Regions from separate parts of the Homo sapiens genome. Here region 1 is linked to region 2. A link is an interaction called in ENCODE POLR2A ChIA-PET data of the cell type or tissue named here. Cell type or tissue: B cell. All regions are shown on one strand. Each heading gives the region's core, and the rest is flanking DNA. Links, peaks and the distances in the headings are about the cores only.

Region 1 (5,388 bases), core at 239-5,238, 160 kb after region 2:
GAGCAGAAAAATGGACAATAGCAACTAGAGGGATATGGGATTAAGGGTGTTTTTTGTTTTGTTTAGATTGGTAAAATTAAAGCATATTTGTATTCATTATGTATTATTGAGTAACACATTACCACAAATTTAGCAGCTTAAAACCATATACATTTATTAATCTCACTGTTTCTGTGGGTGAGGAGTCCAGGTATGGCATTGCTAGGAGTCCTAGCTTTTACATGAGTTTGTAAAAGCTGCAATTAAGGTGTTGTCCAGGGGCTGTGGTCTCATCTCAAGGTGAAGGATCTGCCTTCAAGCTCAGTGGGGTACTGGCACAGTTGAGTTCCTTGTAGCCTTTTGGACTGAGGGCCTCAGTTTCTTGCTGGCTATGATGGTTAATTTTATATGTCAGCTTGGCAGGGCTGTGGTGCCCAGATATGTGGTCAGACATTCTGGGTGTTTTTGTGAGGGTGTTTTTGGATGAAATTAATATTCAAATCAATGGATTTTAAGTAAAGAGGATTGCCCTCTGTGTTAGTCCATTCTTATGTCACTATAAAGAAATTCATGAGAATGGGTGCTTTATAAAGAAAAGAGGTTTAATTGGCTCATGATTCTGCATGCCATACAAGAAGCATGGTGCCAGTGTCTGTTCCTGCTGAGGGCCTCAGGAAGCTTCCAATCACGGCAGAAGATGATGGAGAACTGGCATGTCACATGGCAAGAGTGGGGGCAAGATAGAGAGAAGCAGTTCTCAAGTGAACTAAGTGAGAGGAGGCCCCACCTAGAGATACAGATTTGGCAGTTTTCAGCTTATTTTTAATAATGGAAGCTGTGATTGCGAATAACCCTTTCAACCTCTGTAGAGTTAAATAAGAAGAGGGCCAAGGAATTATTCCAGGAAACAATACTGTTTTACCTCTGAGTAGACAATAGAGAAGCATACTGAAAAGATATGCCTAGAGACCTGTGATGAGATCTGGAAGAGTGTCAGGGAATCCAAGATTCTGTATAGAAGGAATCAAATCTGTATTTCTTCATCAGCACCTAATACCAAAAATAAAGTAGCAGGCAAATAATAGGCAACCCCTGCCCTCTCCCTCTGACCAATCCGGTTATTATAGGGAAAGTCTTCTAGCTGGTTGAGTCCATATACAATATAATGTTTCATTTTTAATTGTAACACCTAATTAAGCCAGGATATATACCCTAAATGTAACTATATTGTCCATGAACCAAAAGACTCATCATCTCTGTTTAAGACAACAATAGCATGAATATTTATAGCCCTTCAATGTAAAGCCAACTTCTGAGATTTCTGTACTATGTAGACTTTTGTGGAGTTTTTTTCTTTTTTTTTGCTCTCAAGAACTCTCTGATTCCCACTATGACTTTTGCAATTATTAAGACCTAAATAAGAATTCTTAGATGACACACTTGAAATATTAAATCGTATAGCGTAGCCTTAAAATGCTTATAATTTTTGTAGCACAATAATTACAATTTTGCTTACTTTTCACCCCTAGATTATTGCATTTTGATTTTAAGAACCTGTAAGATCCAAAATACATGGAGCTTGATTATATGATCAGCTTGAGATATATAAGCATTTTTTATTAGTTCTAAGAAATTTGGGCAATAATATGTTGTAGTTGGGAAGATGAGATTAGTAGTTTTGCAAATATAGTTTTCTTATCTTTTTAGAAGGAGTCCTTATCAGTATCCTTTTCTCAGTTCCAGTTACCTTTTAAGATCAGTGTGAGCAGTTGTCAACTGAGATATGTTACTGTCCCTTTTAGGAGGTGCATTTGTGATGTTCTTTATTTAAATCTAAAACAAACATTTCAGGCCAGACTCAGTGGCTTACATCTCTAATCTCAGCACTTTGGGAGGCCAAGGCAGGCATATCAATTTAGGTCAGGAGTTCGAGACCAGCCTGGCCAAAGGGTGAAACTCCGTCTCTACTAAAAATTCAAAAATTAGTCAGGAATGGTGGCAGGCACCTGTAATCCCAGCTACGTGGGATGCTGAGGCAGGAGAATCACTTGAACCCAGGAGGCGGAGCTTGCAATGAGCCAGGGTCATGCCAGTGCACTCCAGCCTGCGTGACAGAGCGAGAATCTGTCTCAAAAAAATAAAATAAAATAAAAAGTAAACATTTTAGAAAGTCACTAAACTGAAGAGTTCAGGATATAAAGACTTAGGTTGTAGTTGATTCAAAACTACAACCAAAAGTTGATCAACTTGTAGTTGATGAGGAACATAGCTAGGTCAAGGTAATACAGTTCAGTCACCTTTTTTTAAACATATCTTGATCAATTTCCTGTATTACTAGAATTTTACAACTATGTATCACAACTATATATATGCAACTGTGTATATATCTACAATAGACAATATTCTGCATTATAAACTGTAATGGATAGACTACTGTTTTTAGTATACATATATCTTGATACAGCTAAATTTTTCTCTGATGTGAATAAATTTAAAAGCACTCACTGCAACAAAATGAGATTCTATCTGGCCGTTATGCACCTAGTAATAACATCAAGATACCTTTATTTTTCATTTTCCTTTAGTTCCACATCTTGTTTCCCAGGATAGTAATGAACTTTAATTCTGCAAGTTTATGTAGTCTACTTTGATAATATATTGAAACTGAAACCCTTTAGTGGATATATTTTAAGCAGGATATCAAATCACACCTTGATAATCTCCTCTCCTCAGAAACACTTAGAATGGCCACAAATAACTCTCTAGGAATTAAGTTATTCATAGTATTTATTTTGTATGCTTTACTGATACTTTTATTTGTGTGGCCATTTAAAAGAACCTGAAAACTGAGTATATAACTATACATTCTTTAAAAAACATCTGTTTAATTATTTTCAAATCTATGTATTATGATAGCATTAAGTGCTATTAAGCAATCTTTAACTGTGCCCTTTTTGTTTAAATTGTACTAATCAATAAATAACCCTGTCATGTCTTTATTTCTTTATTTGGACAGAATCACTGCCCAAATCCCTTACCTATCCTATTGTAGTTATAGTTTCTTAATGAGGATTATTACAATAAATAAATAATCAAAATTTTATCAAGCACATAGTATGGGCCAGAGCTTTGAAAGATAATTTGGAGGCTATGGAAGAAATAGAAAAGAGGGTCCCAGATCTCAAAAAGCTTGAAATCTAAAGGGAAAGACTACATTTCTGAAACAACCAAAGAAAAATATAAGCAGGATATAACTGAATAATACATTGTATGAGACTGAAATATTAAGACTAGAGAGGCCAATGTAGGCTGATATGGTTTGGCTGTGTCTCCATCCATATCTCATCTTGAATGGTAACTCCAACAATTCCCGTGTGTCATGGGAGGAACCTGGTGGGAGGTGATTGAATTACAGGGGCAGGTCTTTCCTGTGCTGTTCTCATGATAGTGAATGAGTCTCATGAGATCTGATGGTTTTAAAAACAGGAGTGTCCGGGCACAGTGGCCCACGCCTGTAATCTCAGCACTTTGGGAGGCCGAGGTGGGCAGATCACGAGGTCAGGAGTTCGAGACCAGCCTGACCAACATGGTGAAACCCTGTATCTACTAAAAATACAAAAATTAGGGCATGGTGGCCCACCCCTGTAATCCCAGCTACTCAGGAGGCTGAGGCAGGAGAATCACTTGAACCCAGGAGGCAGAGGTTGCAGTGAGCCGAGATCATGCCACTGTACTCTAGCCTGGGTGACAGAGTGAGACTGTCTAAAAAAACCCAAAAAACAAAAAACAGGTTTCCCTGCATAAGCTCTGTTTTTGCCTGCTGTCATCCGTGTAAGATGTGACTTGCTCCTCCTTGCCTTCTGCCATGATTGAGAGGCCTCCCCAGCCATGTGAAACTCTAAGTGCATTAAACCCTTTTTCTTCCCAGTCTCAGGTATGTCTTTATCAGCTGTGTGAAGACCAACTAATACATAGGCTAACTTAGTTAAAAAGAACTTGGCCTGGGCTTTGAGGTGATGGTAAGGGAGTATGGCATTTAATCTTGGACTTGAAGGGTTGACAAAAAGATATCCGGAATAGACAAACCCCTGGCTAAAGAAAATGTATGTGTTTTCTGAAATTGATGATTTTTAATGCGGATTAAATTTAAAAAGCTAAAAGTATTTATTCTATCACTTAGAATGATAACTATTAAGAGTCAACTAGTGAAACCTACTATGATTCTTTATATATATATACACGTATACATACATATATATGTATGTATACGTATATATTATATATGTATATGCATATATGTATGTATATGTACATATTATATATACGTATACATATGTATACATATATGTATATACGTATGTATACGTATATATAATATATATATATATTTTTTTGAGACGGAGTCTTGCTCTGTCACCAGGCTGGAGTGCAGTGGTGTGATGTTGGCTTACTGCAACCTCTGCCTCTTGGGTTCAAGCAATTCTCCTGCCTCAACCTCCTGAGTAGCTGGGACTACAGGCACACGCCACCACGCCCAGCTAATTTTGTTTTGTATTTTAGTAGAGACAGGGTTTCACCATGTTGCCCAGGCTGGTCTCAAACTCTTGAGCTCAGGCAATCTGCCCACCTCGGCCTCCCAAAGTGCTAGGATTACAAGCTGGAGCCACCGCACCTGGCCGATTATCAATATTTTAGAATTTAATTGCTCTTAACTTCTTTACATAGAGAAATGCAGACATAGCTTAAACTCTTAGAAGATTATAGATAGACTGAGGTTCTTAACAAGATCTGTGTACTCTTAATTATTAATAAAATTGAGAACTAACTACAAAAAAACTCTTAATTTTATCTGTTTCTAACAGAAGAGACATGCTCTCAAAATGTCTTTTATATGTGGTTTCTGGCTGTGCTGTACCATTCAAAGTCATGGTTTTATACTGTAGATTATTTTGAAGTGACAGAACTGATAAATAAAGAACAGCTGTGACAGTAACCTTATATGTCAAACTAGAAACTGGAGTAAAAATTTAAAAATTGACACAACAGTACGATATAGCTTTTGTGCTAATTTTCTGGCGTTAAAATGATACTTAAATTGCTGCTTTTGTTGTGAGACAGAATAAAGATGGACTGGGTGTAGAGGTAGAACACAGAAATATTTTATACTTCTCAACTCATTAAGCCTGATGAGGCCCTTTTTGAAGTCCAGTGCATCTAGGCACGTGGCCCCTTGCATCTGTAGTAATGTGCACAGCCTAGAACAGCAGCAGTGAAGGTGAAAGAGTGCCTCCTGCTCCTGGCTATGCACCGTGTGTATACGGGCCAAATACTTTTGAGAATTAAAAAAAAAAATTAATCTGAGTATTTCAAGTAAAATCCTTTTCTTTGATTAAATTTATAGATACTTTT
Region 2 (5,388 bases), core at 276-5,275:
AAGGATCTGTCAGCAAAAAATTAATGAAACATTATGCATTTAGGTCAGCCAGAACTACTACCTCCATTTTCAATATTTTTTTCCAAGAACCCTGATTTGCTTTCTATGGATCACCCTAATTTGTTTTCCCTGTACTTATATGGTAGCATGTCCTCCACATGTGACCAGTTTATTCCAATCAGATTTCTATTTTCCATTGTCCTCAGATTCAAGTGCTGGCATATCCTTACACAGTTCTTTTTAGGTTGTCAATCAAAGGTCCTACAACTCTTCCTTTTGAAGCACTTTGTACCTCAGAGAAATCAGAAGGCCAGAAACAAAATTCTACCAGGTCAAAAACATGTTCTAGGAAGAAACTTGCTTTGTATATAGTCATTCAACAAACATTCACTGATTTTTACCATATATCTGACAACGGCTGAGGACATCACTCCCTAGTCAACAGATAACTATAGTGTACCATGGTATGTGCTCTAATAGAAGCAATACATTAGAGAGCTCCCAGGAGGGGGTTAGAAAACACTGAGGAGGTTAGGGAAGGCTAACAGAGAAGAGAACAATTGAGACAGCCATCAGAAGACGAAAAGGAATCAGCAAGTAAAGAAAGTAAAGAGCAATTCGGGCAAAGAACAGGGCTGGCCGGCCTGGTGTGAAACTGATAAGAATCTGACACCCTCTGGTAGAATGAGATAGGTCCCACAGAGCAGGAATTTAGGATAGGTCAGATGACTTGTAAATCCAAATTTTATGCCATATTAAAAACCTGCCCTCGTTCCTGAGGTAAAGGTGAGTCACTGAAGGTTTTTAAGCTGTAGTGTGCTTAGACTTGCATTTTAGAACGATCATTCTGGGGGCATATAACGAAAGGGAGAAGAAGACTGTAGAGAATTTGAGGAACTTTTTATACCCCCATTGTGAGAAGATGAAATTCTCAACTTTTGTGGTGGGAGGGGCAAAAAGGAGGAGATAAAGAGACAAGAAATATTCGAAAAATAGACTCATCTTATGCCTTGGTAAGGAAAGTGAGTCAGTGAGGATTCCAAGGTCTCCAGCCTGGCTGTTGGTGAGTGCCGACAGCATCAGCATAAAGAGAGAGAGAGAAAGAGAGAGAACTCAGGAGCTGGTCTAAGAGACAAGACACTGAGTTGTGTTACAGCACTATGATCAAGCTTGCTTGTGTCCAGATTGTTCTTCCAAGTCAATATTATAGCTGAAATTTTTTAAAAAGAAAAAGTTACCTCTTAGAGACCTGTCAAGAGTGTAAATTACTTGAACACTAAGTCTGTGGGCTGTCTTTTCTGAGCCTGGCTTCAGTTTCTCTATGTACTCCATTTCTAGAATATTAGTAGGCACCAGAGAAAGAATCCACTGTTATCTTCCAAATCAGCATCTTGGCCTCGCGGGGAAAGAGCCCACCCAGCAGGTTTTTAATTGCCTGTATAGCTAACCATTCAAATATCTTTGCTGTCTTCTCTTTTTTTGAATGGCATGACTCATCAGACCACCAGGTAAAAAGCCCCAGGTCAGCAACCCAGCAGCCAGGGAGTGCATACATAATGGTTCTTAAAGTCTCTCATTTCAAGTTTTTGTAGTTTGCTCTTGCCAAGCAGAAAGCAACTTTTACATAGTACAGATTTATTGAGATACCACAAGCCTCACCCAGTTGAGATTAAGCCTAATATGAAAATACAAATTGGTTTTCCATGCTAAGAAAACCAAAGCTATGGACATTTCCTCAGAGCCCAATATTTCACCATATGGACTAAAGCCTCTGTCTTAGTTGTAGGTCATATGTCAACAGGAGAGTTGTTTATTTTTTTAACCATGTGTCACATGACCCAACTACATCATCTGTAGTAATTTTCTGGAGTGAACCAGACAACTAGGACCCTCTTTCAAACACAAATCCCGAGAGAAGGTCAAATTGGCAGCTGTTGTGTTTCTCTGAATGGGCTGTTGTAATTTAAATGTCTCATTCCATGGGGAGCTAAGGAAAGTGACATAACCCAGAAGAAGCTCGGAAGTGAGAGTGTTTGTGGGGGTGGCTGCCCTCCTATCCTGAGTCTCTGGAGTCAATGAATGTGCTTCAGGAGTAGTCCTAGGAGCTCAGGACAAGCTTCTTGGGAGGTTTCTTTAAAAGGAAAAGAGAAGTTAGGCTGCAAATAGGTGGATATGATGGCAGGCTGTTCTTAATATTGTCTTCCTCAGAAAGTATTTTTAAGTAACTAATTATAGATGTCTGTTATGTTACATTCTCTATTGTGAGAAAAGAGGAAGTTGGACATCTTGAACCAAATCCGTAATACAATGAATGGAAGGCGTCTAGACAGCAGTAACAGGCAAAGATCAAGCTGAGTCTAGTAAACTGCTTTAACTCAGCCAAGAAGAATATCACTAAGCACTCCCTAATTCCTTTCTTTCTTTTCTTTTCTTTTCTTTTCTTTTTTTTTTTTAAGTAGAGTTTGTTACAAAGGACCTAAAACCAGACATGCAAACTATCACTTCAATGTGGTGGTCAAATTTTCTCATGAAGTGTGGATCTTAATTTTTATTCTAAAATTTCAATCTTTAAACTGTACACTGAATCAGTTTTTCTATACACTAAACGGTATCATTCATCTAGCATTCAAGAATGCCTAATATACTTGGTTTGTTGTATCATACTCCAAGTGGCACAATGCTATATTAAAACCCTTAAGGCATAACTCCTTTTTTGCTTTTTTTTTTTTTTTTTTTTGAGATGGAGTCTTGCTCTGTCACCCAGGCTGGAGTGCAGTGGCGTGACTCGGCTCACTGCAACCTCCACCTCCTGGGTTTAAGCGATTCTACTGCTTCAGACTCCCAAGTAGCTTGGGTTACAGGTGACCGCCACCATACTCAGCTAACTTTTTTGTATTTTTAGTAGACAGCGGGTTTCACCATGTTGGCCAGGCTGGCGTTGAACTCCTGACCTAAAGTGATCTGCCTGACTTGGTCCCCCAAAGTGCTAGGATTACAGGCATGAGCCACCACACCCCACCAGGCATAACTCTTAATATTGGCTGAATACTCAAGGTAGGATTTTTACTACTTATTAATATTTTTTGAAGAAAACTAATTAGCATGATCTTTTGGTTGGGCTAAGAGCATGTTATAAATTAATATTTTATTAATTACATTGAACAGTAGTGTGTACAATAAATATCTTGGATATTTTCTAGTTAAAGAATTTCACTTGTAAGATTAAGATTGCTATTAAAGCTAACATTTATGATAGGATCATAATAAGATTAAGAAAGTTTTTAAAGACTCTGCCTCTGTAAAAGCATAAAGTTACTGAGTGAAAGGGTCTAATGATTATGGTATAATGTCATTTGCCATATTCCACACCTTACCATGAACTCTGAGTTTATATTCCAAGTGATATCTAGTACCAATTTCAATTCCAAATGATCTAGAAGTTACTCATATTTAATCATTTATGTTATATATTGAACCAATTTCTCATCCTCTGTGAGGACTGCCTCTTAAGTTTTATAAACCTGAAATTTCCCCCTAGGGCCATGTCCATCTGTACCCAAGTGCTCTGCGTTTCTTGGATCAAGGTGTTCTATTTACAGGCTTTGAATTGCCATGCAGCGTCCATTGATTTCAGATCATGGGTGGAAGTTTGGATAAAGAAGTCATTATCACTTGCCTGTGGACCTCCGTAGACATGGGGTCTCATCCTACTCTGTTCCTACCCTCATTTGACTCTCAAATCCAGGACTACTTCTTTAGCATAGCTTGGCAGTGGAGCACACCCAACGAAGCTTTAATGACTGATTCCAAAATGATGATTTCAGAGTAAGCATGGGAATCTCATCAGGCCTTCATCTGGAGCTCTTTTCCAAAGTAAATAGTTAGGTAGGTAGTCTGCTCTCATGGAGGTGAAGCATAGCTCCCTGCTAAGCTTGTCCTATAGTAGCTTCTTTCCAAAGGGCGCTATTTTTGTTTGCTGGACTCAGAATTGGAACAGAGGAGGAGGAGCGAGATGGCCAAATGGAAACCTCTACTGATTGTCCTCCCCATAGAACGCTAAATTGAATAATTGCCCACACAAAAAAGCACCTTCATAATATCCAAAAATCAGGTGAGTGACCACGGTACCTGGTTTTAACCTCAGATCACTGAAAGAGGCACTTAAGAAGATAGAAAAGACAGCCTTGAATTGCTGACACCACCCTACCCTCAACTCCCAGCAGCTGCCATGTGGTGCTGAGAGAAGATCTGTGCTCTTGGTGGGGAGAGTGCAGTGATTGTGGGACTTAGCATTGGAACTCATTGCTGCCCTGTCAGAAAAGCAACACTGTATAGAACTTAGTCAATGCCTATGGAGGGAGCATATACACCAGCCCTAGCCAGAGTGGACTCACCCATCCCAGTTGTTGGACCCTTTCTTCTAGCAAGCCCCACCACCATGGGCTAAGATGCTATGGGGTCCTAAGTAAACTTGAAAGACAGTCTAGGCCAAGAGGACTGCAATTCCTTGGCAAGTCCTGGTGCTGTGCTGGACTCGAGAAAGTAGACTTGGGGAACACGTGACCCAGCGAGACACTGGCTAGGACAGCCGAGGGTGTGCTTGCACCACCACTCCCAAAACCCCAGGTAGCACAGCTCACAGCTCTGGGAGAGACTTCTTTCTGCTTAAAATGAGGAGAAGGAAGAATAAAGAGGACTTTGTCTTGTAACTTGGATACCAGCTCAACCACAGTAGGATAGAGCACTAGCCGGAGACTTGAGGCTCCCATTCCAGGCCCTAGCTCCTAATGTTATTTCTAGACACACCCTGGGCCAGAAGAGAACCAGCTGCCTTAAAGAGAAGGACTCAGTCCTGCCACAATTCATTAACTACTGACTAAAAAGCCCTTTGGCCCTGCATAGTTAGCAGTGGTAGCTAGACAGTACTTGCTATGGGCCTTGGGTGAGATTCAGAGACATGCTGGCTTCAAGTGTGACTCAGCACATCCCCAGCTATGCTGGCTATGATGAGAGACTCCTTCTGCTTGAGAAAAGGAGGGGGAAGAGTAAAGCCGACTTTGTCTTGAAGCTTAGGTACCATATTGGCCACAGAGGGATAGAGAACCAAGTGGGCTCTTGGGGTCCATGATTCGAGGCCTTGGCACATGGATGGTATTACTGGACTTTTCCTGGGCTAGAGGGGAGCACTGTCCTGAAGGGAGAGTCCCAGGCTCAACAGTATTCATCACAAGCTGACTGAAGGGTCCTTGGGCCTTGAGTGAACACTGATGTATTTGCTGCAGGCCTGGGGTGGTGGTGGGTCCTGGTTTTCTTTCTACTTTGGCTTTGTTTTTATTCTCTAGGTCTTGGCTTAACCTGGTCCCTGCCTCTCACTGCTTAAATAGAGTA

Evidence for each region. ChIA-PET counts read pairs that join two places held together with the same protein. Peaks named below come from ENCODE experiments on the same cell type or tissue, not always from the same donor. Only the 100,000 strongest peaks of a DNase experiment are listed, where the experiment ranks them.
Region 1: POLR2A ChIA-PET joins it to region 2 with 7 read pairs; 3 of 35 experiments call an interaction of 5 or more read pairs at or near these places.

The regions. Positions count from the first base shown.
Region 1 is chr5:83,187,954-83,193,341 of GRCh38, forward strand. All of the region lies in intron 3 of XRCC4 (X-ray repair cross complementing 4), which reads left to right. Among named protein-coding and RNA genes, the nearest start is that of XRCC4, 110 kb to the left of the region's middle. In B cell, for the core only: no CTCF peak of the experiment used is centred there; no DNase peak of the experiment used is centred there.
Region 2 is chr5:83,025,225-83,030,612 of GRCh38, forward strand. No RefSeq gene overlaps it. Among named protein-coding and RNA genes, the nearest start is that of TMEM167A, 49 kb to the right of the region's middle. RefSeq lists enhancers at 1,398-2,245, 2,352-2,853, 2,854-3,353. In B cell, for the core only: no CTCF peak of the experiment used is centred there; a DNase peak (open chromatin) is centred at 2,247.